Linked DNA regions of Mus musculus: region 1 is linked to region 2. A link is a loop called in an ENCODE intact Hi-C map of the cell type or tissue named here. Cell type or tissue: heart. All regions are shown on one strand. Links, peaks and the distances in the headings refer to the core of each region. The heading gives the core; the rest is flanking DNA.

Region 1 (6,932 bases), core at 713-5,712, 100 kb before region 2:
CAGACATACACAGACATACTCAGACTACACAGAGATACAGATACACACAGACAGACAGACAGGCAGACAGGCAGATACGCACACACACACACACACACACACACACACACACACACACACACACCTTGTGTCATGCTTATGAGGTGTTAAGGGTCTTATGTGTCTGGTCATCACCAGCTAGCACCAGGTGACTTTTTTTTCACGTGTTTTTAAAATGCTAATCACTTCAGAAAGTTAGAAAGTTAGGTCGACTTGAGCTTGAACTTTGCAGTACTAATTGCAGCCTTAATGTTCTTATACTGAGTCCCCTGCTTCAGGGTAAGTTTAGCCCCTGGTTATAATTGTATTAGGTATGCTTTTGACTATTTGTGCTCGTATTATTACTTATTGATTTTGGTGGGGATGCCATGGTACGCGGTTGGAGGTCGGAGGATGACTATGGAAGCTGGTGCTCGCCTTCCGTTGTGTGGAATCAAGCTCAGGTTGTTGTGTTTGGGTGGAACCTGCAAGTCATCTCTCTGGCGCCATATTTGATGGTTTAATTGAGCAGACATTTATTGAGCACTAGCTATCAGCCAGGAGCTGACGTGTAGTCACAAGTGCTTGTTAGTACTGCGTTTTAGAAACAAACAAAAAATACTTGGTTGATTTTTTAATTTTTTTTAAAGGTTTATTTATTATATGTAAGTAAGTACACTGTGGCTGTCTTCAGACACCCCAGAAGAGGGCGTCAGATCTCATTACGGATGGCTGTGAGCCACCATATGGTTGCTGGGATTTGAACTCAGGACCTTTGGAAGAACAGTCAAAACTGTTAGCAGTCTAACTCTTAACTGCTGAGCCACCTCTCCAGCCTGGTTGATTTTTTTCTTTTAACCTCTTATGAAAATCTACACAAATCTAAAATCTTTTACTGATAATGAGAGCTATTGGGAGTTTCAGGGGAAAGGACATTTCTCTCCACACACAATATGCATTATATTTTCTACCTAGAAAGGTTTCAAAAAATGTTGTATTCTCAAGTTAACTTGTTGTTGTTGTTTTTTTAAATATTATACTGGTACTAGTAAATAATTAATAGTGTTTAATTATTAGATTAAATTTAATTAATAGAAATACCCGTTTCTTCCAGTAGTTTGGTCAGGTCAGACTTGTCAGACTTAGTTTTGATGTGTTCTTAAAGCAATATTTTCTTTATATAAAAAAAGATAACAGAATGAATACTGCTTGTATTCTTGGCTCTAAATTTTACAGGATCAACTCTACATTTAAAGGTATCTATTGCTGCTTTAAAAATCAGTATATACATTACTTAGTCTAAAAGATTATCTTGACACTAAGGGAGTATCAAAATAAATTAATTAGACTTGGTACAAATTTACTTAAAGCACATTCAACAGGGACATGGATATGCATAGCATATACATAAGCTAGACACGGATATGCATAGCCTTTACATAAGCTAGACACGGATATGCATAGCATATACATAAGATAGACATGGATATGCATAGCATATACATAAGCTAGACACGGATATGCATAGCCTATACATAAGCTAGACATGGATATGCATAGCCTATACATAAGCTAGACACGGATATGCATAGCATATACATAAGCTAGACACCCCTCTCCACCTGAACACAGAAGAGCACGTGGTCAGCAGTTAGAAAGCTCTGAGTGTCCCTAATTTCTCAGCCTAGTTACACATGGTACATAAGTTCATTCATATAAGCTAAACTTCTTCCTCAGCAGAACAGGGACATTAAGTCCAGTTCAAAGGCTGTACAGATTAAATGAGATGCTGCATATGATAGTACACAAACCTCGCTAAATGCTGGTTATGATTAAAATTAGTATTAGTATGCTCATATGTAGCAGCCTTGATTTTATTCACACTCCATAGACATTGTTCCTTGTGAATGTTGAAGAGTTCAAGTGAGGGACTAATTTATCCCTTTTTGGGGGGGACGGAGTTTTAAGCCAGGCTTTCTCTGTGTAACCCTGGCCATCCTGGAACTCACTCTGTAGACCAGGTTAGCCTCAAGCTCACAGAGAGCTGCCTGCCTCTGCCTCTTGAGTGCTGGAATTCAAGGCATGCACTACCACTGCCTGGCCCTAGTTTAGTCTTTTTTTTTTTTTTTGGTTTTTTGAGACAGGGTTTTTCTGTATAGTCCTGGCTGTCCTGGAACTCACTCTGTAGACCAAGCTGGCCTCGAACTCAGAAATCCTCCTGCCTCTGCCTCCCAAGTACTAGGATTAAAGGCGTGCGCCACCATGCCCGGCTCCTAGTTTACTCTTAAGCACATTGATTTCTAACTTTCTCCCAATTCCTCTAAAGTTTCTTTCATTAAGTCCTGATGCTTTATTTTGGTATAATTGTGCTAAGTGTCAGCTTGTCTAGGCCCCAAGTTTGCAAGGTCTTGGTGTGAGAATTGGCCAGCGCACCAGGGTCTAACATGGTTTCAAGTACCAATCACTCACCGGATCAAGGGAAGCAGGTCTAGGAAGGCTGTTCTTGCCATGTCCACTTGGGCCCCAGACAGGAAGCCATCATGCAGAAAGTCCCCTGAGTTAGTCAGAATACCGTTTAAGGCATAGAGGTCACAGAGGTTCTGAAGCACACGCTGAATCTCTGGTTCGTTGTCTAGTTTCTCCACAGCTTCCTTGAAATTCCTCACAGTGAGGAAGTAGCAGTGAGCCTATGAAGACACAAAGATGTGCTGACACTCATTCCCATATCCACAGATCATTCTGGAAACTTGGCAAGATGGCTGGAGTATGTGTGTCTCCTCAAGGACTGGTGGTAACATTTTGTCTTGTTCATTCCAGGTGTCACTGGTGTGTGTGTGTGTGTGTGTGTGTGTGTGTGTGTGTGTGTGTGCATTGGGGACTGGGTAAAGTGTGAAACTTGGCCTGTGGATTCCTCACTTTGCTCAAGATAGTTATAGAAGCATTAGAAAGTAGAAAGAATACATGAGTATTGGAGGCTAGCCTGGGGTACTTGAAGAACAGCAGCCTCACTTTTCTCAAGAAAACAGCTACTTACTGTTTTCCATGTTAAGGCAGTGTGTTCATGTGTGTGCACTGTGGGATGTGGCTTGAGGTATGTGTGAAAGGCATTCTAGCTGAAACTAGGTATTCACTAGGCTATGGAGAGGCCTGGCTCTGTTGGCTCTTAACCACTTAGTATAGAGTGCTTCAGTGACCAAGCAACCACTGCCACAGAACCTTGGATCTTTGGACTCTTTACCTGGGTTCCCTCTGCACTCAACCCAACTTCTAAAGGATGAGTGGCTGTCCCAGTGGGAGGCCTTCAGGACCCTGTTATTGTTAATTTGTTTGAATGTGGGGCTGTTCCAGAGTACTTCCTTTGTTCCTGCCATCTGTGAGTTCTACCAAGGGGTGAGAGGAGACATTAGCAGCAGGTCTTGCCCTGGATGCTCCCTGAGGACACAGCTGGGCCTTTGTGGCACAGGAAAGGACTGTGCTTTGGCTCAGCTATTTCACTCCTCTGTGTTGTCTGTCTTCCACTTTAGAAGGGATCCTGTTAGTTTTCCTTATGCTAACTGAGGGAGCGCTGACAAGCAGAGGCCGTGTGTTTAAGGTCAGAACAGAGGTTTAGAAGACAGACAAATGAACATTGGGCAGGTGTGGATCCTTTCCTGGGGTCCGAGGAGAGTGCACAGTCCTGGCTAATCCTCTGGTTGGTGGCAGTCCACGCACAGTGGGCAGCAGAGTGGAGCTAAGTGGCACAGACACTGAGGACTTGCAGCAGAGCTCATGACAGCCCTGGTGTGTGTAGTTGAATGTTGAGTCACCAGGTGGCATCCCTGCTCAGTCTGCCCGACAGCCTGGCCTGACTGCCTCTGTAGCTGCTTTTCAGGACTACTGTTCTGAGAGTGGTGCAGTTTCCCAGGCCTGGCTGGGTCTTGAAAATAGGAGTGAATGCCTCAGTCTTCAGTTGGTGGCTGACATCCTAGCTGTCCCAGCTCAGGAGGCATTCTTACTGCTTTCCCACTTCATGACTTTGAGTCCTGTATCCTATTTCTGCCTCTTTCCGGTTCTCCCCACGCCTGCACCAAGCTCATGGCAGAGCCACCCTCAGGATGGATGCTTCTTCTAGAAAGAAGCTCTGACCACTCCTCCCAAACTGTGCAGCCTGCCCCTGCAAGGGAAAGAACTGGCCGCCTTACTAGCATCAGAAGGTCTCTGGCCTCCCAACCTCCTCCTGCCCTCCCTGCTCCACCTGCCTCACTTTAGCTCAAATCTGCTTCAGCTTGCCCTCAGGAAGACCTGTACTGCCTTCCAGGCACCTGGAGGCACCCGGCCTTTTCTTCCTGCTTTGATACCCCCTGCTCTGTTTGCTGGGAAACCTTTCCCAAGCTGCTACCACCCTCAGACAGCCAACTGCTGCATGAAGTCTTAGCCATTCACCCCTTTCTTCAGGCAAGTCCTTTGGGCTCTGTAGGGAGTGTAACCAGCAGCCATTTCCTCCCCTATCCTAGTACTTCCTTGATTATAGCTGTTTGCAGGCAGTATCTTCGCTGTTTTGTATTCAGTGCTAGCACAGAGCGCATGCTCAAATATTTGCCGACTGATAGTGAGGTATGCACAAACACCAAGGATAATGGAAATTGAATCAGACATCCCAGGATTGCCTGTGGGGCTAAGGGGAGACTTGACCTGCTTTTCTGTCTGGGAGGAGCTGTTTGAATGACCTGAAGCAAATCCAGTAGAATCGCCTCACTACCTCTTCCTAAGAGCTGCCAGCAAAATGCTTTGGAAATAAGTCCTTTTAATTAAAATTCTCTGGACTACAAGAGAGGAGGGCAGTCCCTGTGGGGCAGGGGTGAGGGAAGAACGTGAACTCGAGTTTTCTTAGAACAGTGTCCTGCCTGGAAGAGGGAACACATCCCACAGGCTTCAGCTGGCAGGCAGCTCACCTTAGCAGCCTGAAGGTGTATGACAGAAGTCTGGTTCCAAGCATCGTACTGGTCAACCCCGGATCTCATGAGGGTCTGTGTATGCTGTGTTGCATCTCTTATGAGCCTAGAGACCAAAGAAAAGAGAGAACTGATGGGCTGCTGGGGTCTCTCACTGACCTGTCTGAGAGCTAACTGCTTCATAAATGTCTCTTTAAGGGCAGGCATTCCCAATGTACAGTGGGAAAAACTGAGTCCCAGAGAGGTTAATTAACTTGTTCAGGGTCACACAGCTAATAAGGAATAGGGCTAAGGCTTTCCTTTTTCTCTTTTGAGACAGTGTATTGCCTAGTGACCTAGAACTTCCCACCCTCTTGCTTTAGCCTCCTGGGAATTCCCCCCCCCCCCCCCTTAGGGTTTCAGGTAACTTCAGGCCATTCTGTTGGTTAGCTCCAATGGCCAGCCAGGGAGAATTTTTTTTTTTTTTTTTTATTTCAAAGGGCAATTCTGTTAGAAGTCCTACCTCAGGTACTGAATTACAAAACTAGAAAACCACCCCCTCACCCTGGCCCTGTGAGCTGCTAACCTAGTCATTTGCCGTTCTGTTAACCTTCACTCTGTTTTCCACCCCTGCGTGTCCGTCTGACCCTTGGAATTTTGTTGTAAAGCAAACTGTTTATTAAGTAACATTTACTCTTCTTTGTCAGGGAACTGATAAGCAGACGGCACATTGAGTTCCAAGGCAGAAGGCACAGAGTGGCCTTTTATTCCCCTCAGTCTGTCTTTCCCTTCCCCAAGCCTCCCAGAAATCTTAGCTCTGTGTGCCTTGCGTAGTCATCAGGCTAGTTTCCTGGTGGATCCCCACTTCTGATCACAATGCCTGGCAAGTGGTAAGCATTTAAAAGTATTGTGCAACGAACAAGAAAATATCTCAAGTTGCCGTGATCCTAAAGCAGCTGTTACCCTCCCTGGGACACAGGCTACAACGGAAGCGTTCTTAGTAGCTGTTGGAAATGTTTGCTCCAGTTGTGGCACTCTGTTCTGAAGCAGGTTTCAGAAAGTTCCCTTCTAGTAGTTGAATCTCTGCAGTGATGGTGGTTGCATTTGTGCGTCTCCTTCCCCAGCTTCTGGAACACTCAGTCATGTTTGACACATAGTCGGTATTGGTGATACTTGTTAAATGGCAGAATGTACAAGTTCTTGGGTTTTTTAAAAAATAGAATTCATGTTCTGGGTTGGAGAGATGGCTCAGCATTAAGAACACTGGCTGCTCTTCCTGAGGACCCAAGATCAAGTCCTAGGATCTGCAGGGCAGCTCATAACGTTCTGTAACTCTAGTTGCAGGGCATCCAGTGCCAACGCTGGCATCCATGGCCCTGCATGTCCATTTGTATGCATGCATACAAATACTCATACACATAAAATTAAAATAAACAATAAAAAATTCATGTGCTTAAGCCAGGTATGGTGATACATGCCTTTAATCCCGGTGCTGAGGAAGCAGAGACAGGCAGATCTCTGTGACCTTGAGGGCAGCACAGTCTACACAGTAAGCCACGACAACAAAGAATATTTTCTTAAAAAAGATCTATGTATTTTCATGTATTTGTGCTTCTGTGAGTTTATGTGTAACAAGTGCATGCAGGCACCCATGGAAGCCAGAACGGGGTGCCAGGTCCCCTGGAACTGGTGTTACGTTGTAGGCAGTTGTAAACTACCCTGTGCAGGTGTTGGGAATCCAGCTAGAGTCCTCTGCAAGAACAATAACTACTCTTAATCATTTAACCATTCCTCTAGCTCTGGGTCCTTGGTTTTGATCATGTCCCCTGGTCTCTACTAGACCCCGAAAATAACCTGGTTCTTCTATTCTGAGGTATAATCACACCTTTGAAAATTACTTCCAGTGTTTGTTTGTTTGTTTGTTTAATGTGTGTGTACATGTATGCAAGTGTGTGTGTGTGTGTGTATGTGTGTGTGTGTGTTTTGCAGGATGCATGTACTTGC
Region 2 (6,932 bases), core at 996-5,995:
TGGTATGCTGCTGTGTGCTTGCCACCTGAGCACTCAGGAAGTAGAGGCAGAAAAATCAGGTCATGCTGAGTTACATAGTGAGTTCAAGGCCAGCCTGGGCTACATGCGGCTCTTTCTCTAAACCAAAGAAAAATAAGATCATAAACGTTATGATGGGCTGGAGGGGCTACAATGGCCCCATCCTGTAAGGCTGAGGAAGAAGGAGGTATCGATTTGGATAAAGCTTCTTCATAGCAGGGCATTGCTGCCATCGTGCTGATAATAACGATGCTGAATTCTGTGCCCACTGGAGAGTCCCGGGTGTCTAACACCTTAACTCAGTGGCTTTCCAAGATTGGACCAGGGGAAATCCTGCTGCCACCCATTTCCTAGAGACAGAGCCTACATGGAACAGGTTTTATGAAGATTTGGCATTTGGTGGTAGAGGGCCAACTATATAAAACACCTCCACCTCCAAGTTTACCGGGAAGATTGACCACGCCATGTTTGCTTCGAGAACCTTGTTTGCTACTCTCATCCCTCCTGCAACCCCTCAAGACTCTGGTCTACAGTGCCCGTCCTATACCACAGGAACTTGCGTTTGCTGTTCTCACTCTGCCTCTATGCCCACCCACCCCCACTTATCTTTTGGTTCTTGCCTGATTCTTTCCTTTGGACCCCCGACTGTCAGGCATCACCTCCTGAGAGAAGCCTTCTTTGGGCTTCCATGCAAAGTCACCTCCTGGGCTCCCTGGTCAATATTTCCTCATAGCACTTAGCAACTGAAATATTTCTGTGGGCTTTGCGCACCTCTCCAGTCTGGAATGAAGTTGTCATGTCTTGTGTATTAGTTTCTCCCTAGCTTTAGGACAGTGTTGGTCCCATTGCAGTAGCTCAGGTGCCCAATGGTGGTGGAGTTACTGAAACAGTCTAAGTATGGAGTGGGTTCTGCCTCACTCTGTGAAAGAGGTCCCGACAGGGGCTGGGGCAGGTTCAGTAGGGAAAGTGCTTTCTATACAAGAATGAAAACCCAAGCTGGATCCTCTGCACCCGTGTAAAACACTGGGCATGTAACATCTACCTATAAACCAGTGCTGGGATGCAGAGGCAGGGAGAGCCCGGGAGCTGGAGTAGTAAGCTCCTGGCTCAGTGTGATAGCTAATCTTGGTTTTCCACTGGATTACATCTGGAAGTGACTAAAACCTAAGCGGTTAGACACACCTGTGAGGGGTTTTTCTTGATTGGATCATTTGAGGTGGGAAGACACCCATAATCTGGATCATCTGAGGCCAGAAGAGCCACCCTAAATGTGCCTCCCCGCCATTTCAGATGGCAGCCTACCAAAAAGGACGTGGAACAAAGAAGCCTTTTGCTTTTTGCCTGCTTGCCTTCACTCTCGATGACAAGTTCCAGCTGAGATATCCAGCCTCATGGACTGAACAGCTACTAAATTTTTGGTCTTTCCATTGGGAGACAGCCATTGTTGGGTGAGCCAGAACTCAGCTATATTAGGGTTCTCTAGAATAACAGAACTTATGGAACAAATAAATATCTCTCTATAATCAGAAAGGGGATTTGTTAGAATGACTTACAGGCTGTGGTCCAGCTAATCCATTCAGTCCACGAGGCTGGATGTCTTAGTTGGTCTTCAGGAGACAACAGTTTCCTAAGGTAGGCTCTGCTGCCAGTGAAGGAATGGATTTGCTAGTGAGGGTGAGAGCAATCAGGCAAAGAGCAAAAGTTCCTTCTATCTGTCCTTGTGCAGGTTTCTAGCAGTGGGCCTGGCCCAGATTAGACATGAGTTTACCCAGATCAAAGGATTAAAGGTCTGCCTTCCCACCTCAAGATCTGGATTAGAAGTGGATCTATTCACTTCGGGTTAAGCAAAACTCCTTCACAGGTATGCCTCTCCATTTGGGGGTTTTGGATAGTTCTAGATGTAATCAAGTTGACAACCAAGTATTGCCACTATGACAGCCTGCAAGCCACTATAATGACCCCTTTGGTACATATCATTCTATCAGAGATTCATTCCATCACGTCTGTTCCTCTAACCCTAACACAGAGAGACGCTGTCTCAAAAACAAAGTGAACGGTGACATTGGAAATCGTCTTATCAACATCTGGCCTCAATATGCATACATCTGTGGGATGCATATGCACATCACACACACACACACACACACACACACACACACATGCTCACACACGTGCGCACACACACACTCATAACACTCTCACATACATACACTCACATATACATATACACCCATGCAATCACACACGCACACACTCACATACACTCACACCCATATGCACACTCATGCACACATACTCACACATACATCACTGCATGACAAATTTGAATTCCATAGCTCTTGTGCTGTATTCTCTCCAGCCCACATTGTGTGCCTTTGCTCCGCACTCCTTTCTTCTCCAGTACAGTCTGGCATGGGCTCAGCTTCCTTCCTGCTGGGAGAGAGGTTGCAAAGGGCCCAGATGGCCATCTGCTGGAGCAGTCAACCTGAAGTCGCCCTCCATCTCCTAATTATCCACTGGCCTTGCTCTTGGTAAAGTAGAAGGGAAGGAGGGCCACACGTTCATTACATTTCCCTCATCTCTCTGGTCTCCTGCTGAAGTCAGGTTTACTGGCTGCATGGGGGCCTAGTGACTGAGCCTTCTTTTGGCCTTTGAAGCCCAGCTCTGGGCAGAAGGACCCAGTGCAATGTCCAGACCACACTACGAGAGCTGGAGGTATGGGACTGTCCTCAGGGAAATGGAGGGCCAGGATTCTGGGTCCCTCTTGGTACTTTCTCACCGGGTGGCTCCACACCCCCTAGCCTCTTGCTTTTCATCTGCAAAATGGAAATAAATAGCTACTCCTTTCCAGTAACCAGTGGGAGATGACCAGGACCACAGAGGGGGCAAGCTTCGGAAAGAGACACTGTGACCAACTGGTTTCTATTCTTCCCAAAGCTACAATGGCATAGGGCTGGGGTGTGGTCCCCAAGGTTCTGTGTAATTTTCAAATGTCATCAGAGGCATTCAGGGGCACACAGAGAAGAGGAGAGGCAGTGAAGAGAGGAGGGGAAGAGAACACTTCCCTCAGAGTGAAGGTATCCGAAGGGTGTGTTCAGGTGGTGACAGACAGTGGGATTCCTGGTCTTATTGGGAGACACTTCACCTGTGTGGGTCTGGACAGAACACTTGACCTTTCTGAACCTTCTTGTGTGAAAGGGAATATTGTGGTCCCTATTCCATGATACCTTGAGGATAAAGTGAGGTAGTACTGATGTTTGGCTCTGGGCAGAGCTTCTAGGAGTCTGCAGTTCTCCAGTGGCAAGGTGCTGCTATTATCATGATGCCAATAAAGTGTTGAGTCTTTCTCATTTTGGTGAGACCCCGAGAGCCAGTTCAAACCGCTTTCCAAGAGTTAAGAGCCAGGCACCTTGTCCTCCTCCCTTTCATTCCTATGCTGCCATCTGCTGGCGAGAATCAGAATTGCAGCTTCAAGAGAGCTCAAGTCACATTTGGCCTAAGGTCACTCTCAGGGTACACAACAGGCCTAGCCCTGGCAGGGAGCCAGGAAGCCCATACAAGCCTCAAATCCTGAGGCCCAGCATCAGCACGCAGAGACTCTTGGAGGCTTGTCTACAGCGATGAGCAAGTCAACCCCAAGTCTCGTCCATTTTACCTTTTGAATTAGACCACACACATGGCCTCTCCTGACTTAGCTCATATCTTGTGCAGCTTCTCGGCCTCCTGGCCGCGACATAACATGGAGTTTTATAAAAATGGTAGACCTAACCATTCCATGTCTAGTTTAAACATCCATGACACCACTGTCCCAGGTCCAAGCTCTCTGCCATGCACAGAAAACTGGCACTCAGCTCATCCACTTACCCTGTAGTCCTCCCAGGCTTTGCTCGCAGACAGGTCTGCCCATCCGAACACACACCTCTCCGTTCCACTGCTGCTAGCTGACTTCTAGGCTCTCTACAGAGGGCTCCTGTGGGTGCTACCATTTGAAGCCATCATAGGTGAGAGGACCTGGATGCGGTAGTGCTGTTCCCCCCTCCTCTGCTGCTTCGCCAAGCTCCTTCATCCCAGGGAGTCTCCTTACTCAGTTCTAAGCTGGTTACATGGTCTCAACCTCCTCTGGTACCCTGTGTAATGTGCACAGTGTCTCCACATACACCCAGATGGCCACCCAGGTCCCTTGAAAATAGTGACCACTGCTAAGGGCTGTCTGCCAAGTCCTATACGCTAACCATGAACTTGCTTTTTGGAGACTTTATTGGCTCCTTTTAAATCTTATAGGCTATCTTTGCTCGTTGTAAATATGCCTTTTCAGGAATGTGTTCATGAAAACTGGCTGCCATGTTCCTCCCATGGTGGGTTTCTGATGCACTATACTGGTGTGGGCACAGGGGTTTTCTGAGGTCTGAAGACCTTCTAGGGTAGTCTGGAACAGAGGCGCTTACTGGAATGGCTGGGCAGCTATCTCCTTCCTCAGCTCAGCTCACTCAAGGCTCTCACACTGGCACTTGTGTCTCACACCACCATGGCCCCTGGTCCAGGGTTCCCAACGTCTTCTCTTCACCAGGCCTTGTCCCATGTAAAGTCTTCCCTGGCAGGGCTTAGATACCACTCAAGACTGGGGCTCTCCCCCAGTAAAGCTCGAAGTCTTCAGCACACAATTCTATGAGCACCTCTAGGATCTGATGTAGAGCAGTGCTTCTCAACCTTCCTCATGCTGTGACCCTTTAATAGAGTTCTCCATGTTGTGGTGACCCCAACCATAAAATTATTTCATTGAGACTTCCTAAGTATAATCTGGCTACTGTTATGAATCAAAATATAAACATCTTATATGCAGAATATCTAATATATGACCCCCTAAAGAGGTCATGTCCCACAGGTTGAGAACCACTGGTCTAGAACCTGAGAACTGGACCCTCTTAGGGATCCTAATCCATAGTCTTATCACCATGCATGTCTTTTGATTATTCTCCTTCATTGCACCTACTTGTCAGCTGGCACTGACATCTTTTGGCCACTGACCCCTTGTGCAGACACAGGTGGCCTCTTGTCCCTGCATGGGGTGGATAAGAAGTGTCCAGGGATGCACACCACCAGCACCCCCCCACCAAGTCTGAAGGATGCCATCTCTGTGCGGTGTGCTCTACAGAGTCCCAAAGTTCACGGTGGAAGCTCACTCTAGTCTCCAGCAGTAGGGTTAATAACACCCCTGATTGGCCGCCCCCTACCCCAAACACAATGCCTGTCCTTGCATGCTTCCTTTAGATTCTGCCTCTCGGGACCCCAAAGCCAGGCAGATGTTTAGAGACCTGTTTAGTACTGCAGACATTTTCCCTTCCTCTTTTGCTCCAGCTCTGGCTTGCCTTAAAAGGGCACATCAAGATGACGGTCTGTGTGCCCTGTTTTCTAGGCTCCCCTGCTCCTGTCCATCTTGGGAACCAAGTTCATTCCTGCCTGCCCAAAATTCCAGGAAACTAGGCTTCAGGCTCCATCCCAGCTGCCAAATGAGCTGTCTCCTACCTGTCCAGACCAGGCCCCTTGTTAACTGAGACTAGACCAGTATGTTCCCAGGGAGAATCACAGCAATGGGAGAGATGGGAAACGTTCAAAATCAGCAAAAATAGAATTTAATTCTGCTCAAGTAAGTGTAGGCAGCCAGTCCTTCTGGAGACAACCATGGCAGTCTTGGAAGGTCTTGTTCTCTCTACCAACAGCCGGTTCCACAGGCCCCATGGCCGCCCATCCTCAAGATGGCCACTATGGGGCAGTGGGAGGCTGTTGCTTCCTTAGACGGGAAGTGAGTCACTGTGTGCAGGGGATGATCAGAGCGTACCATATGGCTTCTTTCTTCCTCCCAGTCAGCTCCTGCCAGCATAGACCCAGCACTCCTGGGTTCTGCTCTCAAGTCCGTTGGGCATTTCTTTGGCTCCCTAGGCCACCCTACATTACTTTCCGTGGCACACAGCCCTCGAGCTCTAGCAACTCCGGCCATCCGTCATATTTGTTTGTTTCTGGGTTGTTCTTTAAGAACTAGGGAGAGAAGAGAGATGTTTCAGACACTGAGTGGTCAAGGCTGTCTAGGACTCATGGAGAAAGCATTTGCACTTTGAGTCTCAGAGGGCTCACTTACTCTGCCATAGCCCCATTTTACAGATGGGGCCAGAAGCTCAGGGCAGGACCACAACTTGCTCTGGGTCTCAGCAATGGGGTCAGAGCCTACTACACCCCACAGGCTCATCAAGGACTGGGAAAGCATGGGAGCTGCCGTTCTCCTCCAAAGCCCCCACTAACCTCCCATAGAATCCCAAATCATGACCGAAACAGCATGGAGAAGGGGGATCGTAACAGTGCGCATTTGCTGCATGCTTAGCACGGTCCCAAGCTGCTTTATGTACTTAATCTGCACAACAGTCCTGGGAAGTGCATACTGTTCCATTCTGTGGGGGAAACTGAGGCATGGAGAGGTAGTGTCACTTTGTGTGGGAAATTCTCCATGTGATTTCTCTAACATGTTTCCAGTATGGGGACATAGGACATCACTGGGGGCTTGCTTCATGGTCATCTGCTCTTGATGGATATGGACCCTTCCCTACAAGGAGGAAGAAAGAGGACCTGCTTGGCCAGTGCAGCCTGAGCTCCGCCCACTGTCCTGTGCGCTGGAGCCCAGTCCAGGCCCTGCATTCTCACCCAGAGGCTGTGAACATTCTTCCCTATCTTCTCCAAGCTTAGGTCATCTTGAACTAGGCCTGATTTCTAAATTTGGGTGATGGCTAATTTTGATTGCCCATTAGCTGGACTGACAAGTGTCTAGGAGTGTAAAATACTCCTTTGGGTATATCTGTGCGAGTGTTTCAAGAAAGGATTAGTGAAGGAGGAAGTTATTAATTCAAGCCACTCCATTCATAGACTGG

Evidence for each region. A loop is a pair of places that touch in the nucleus more often than their neighbours do. Peaks named below come from ENCODE experiments on the same cell type or tissue, not always from the same donor. Only the 100,000 strongest peaks of a DNase experiment are listed, where the experiment ranks them.
Region 1: a loop joins it to region 2, with 7 times the contacts of the local background. A loop is called at or near these places in 13 of 42 quality-filtered maps.

What each region holds. Positions count from the first base shown.
Region 1 is chr14:8,238,774-8,245,705 of GRCm38, forward strand. Acox2 (acyl-Coenzyme A oxidase 2, branched chain) reads right to left here. Exons shown (of 15, transcript NM_053115.2): 12 at 4,950-5,055; 13 at 2,488-2,705. Among named protein-coding and RNA genes, the nearest start is that of Acox2, 17 kb to the right of the region's middle. In heart, for the core only: a CTCF peak has its summit at 3,824 (motif pointing right); no DNase peak of the experiment used is centred there; H3K27ac peaks cover 541 bases.
Region 2 is chr14:8,343,316-8,350,247 of GRCm38, forward strand. Oit1 (oncoprotein induced transcript 1) reads right to left here. Exons shown (of 10, transcript NM_146050.2): 10 at 5,633-6,051. The coding sequence ends at 5,962. Among named protein-coding and RNA genes, the nearest start is that of 2610318M16Rik, 21 kb to the right of the region's middle. In heart, for the core only: a CTCF peak has its summit at 3,466 (motif pointing left); a DNase peak (open chromatin) is centred at 3,486.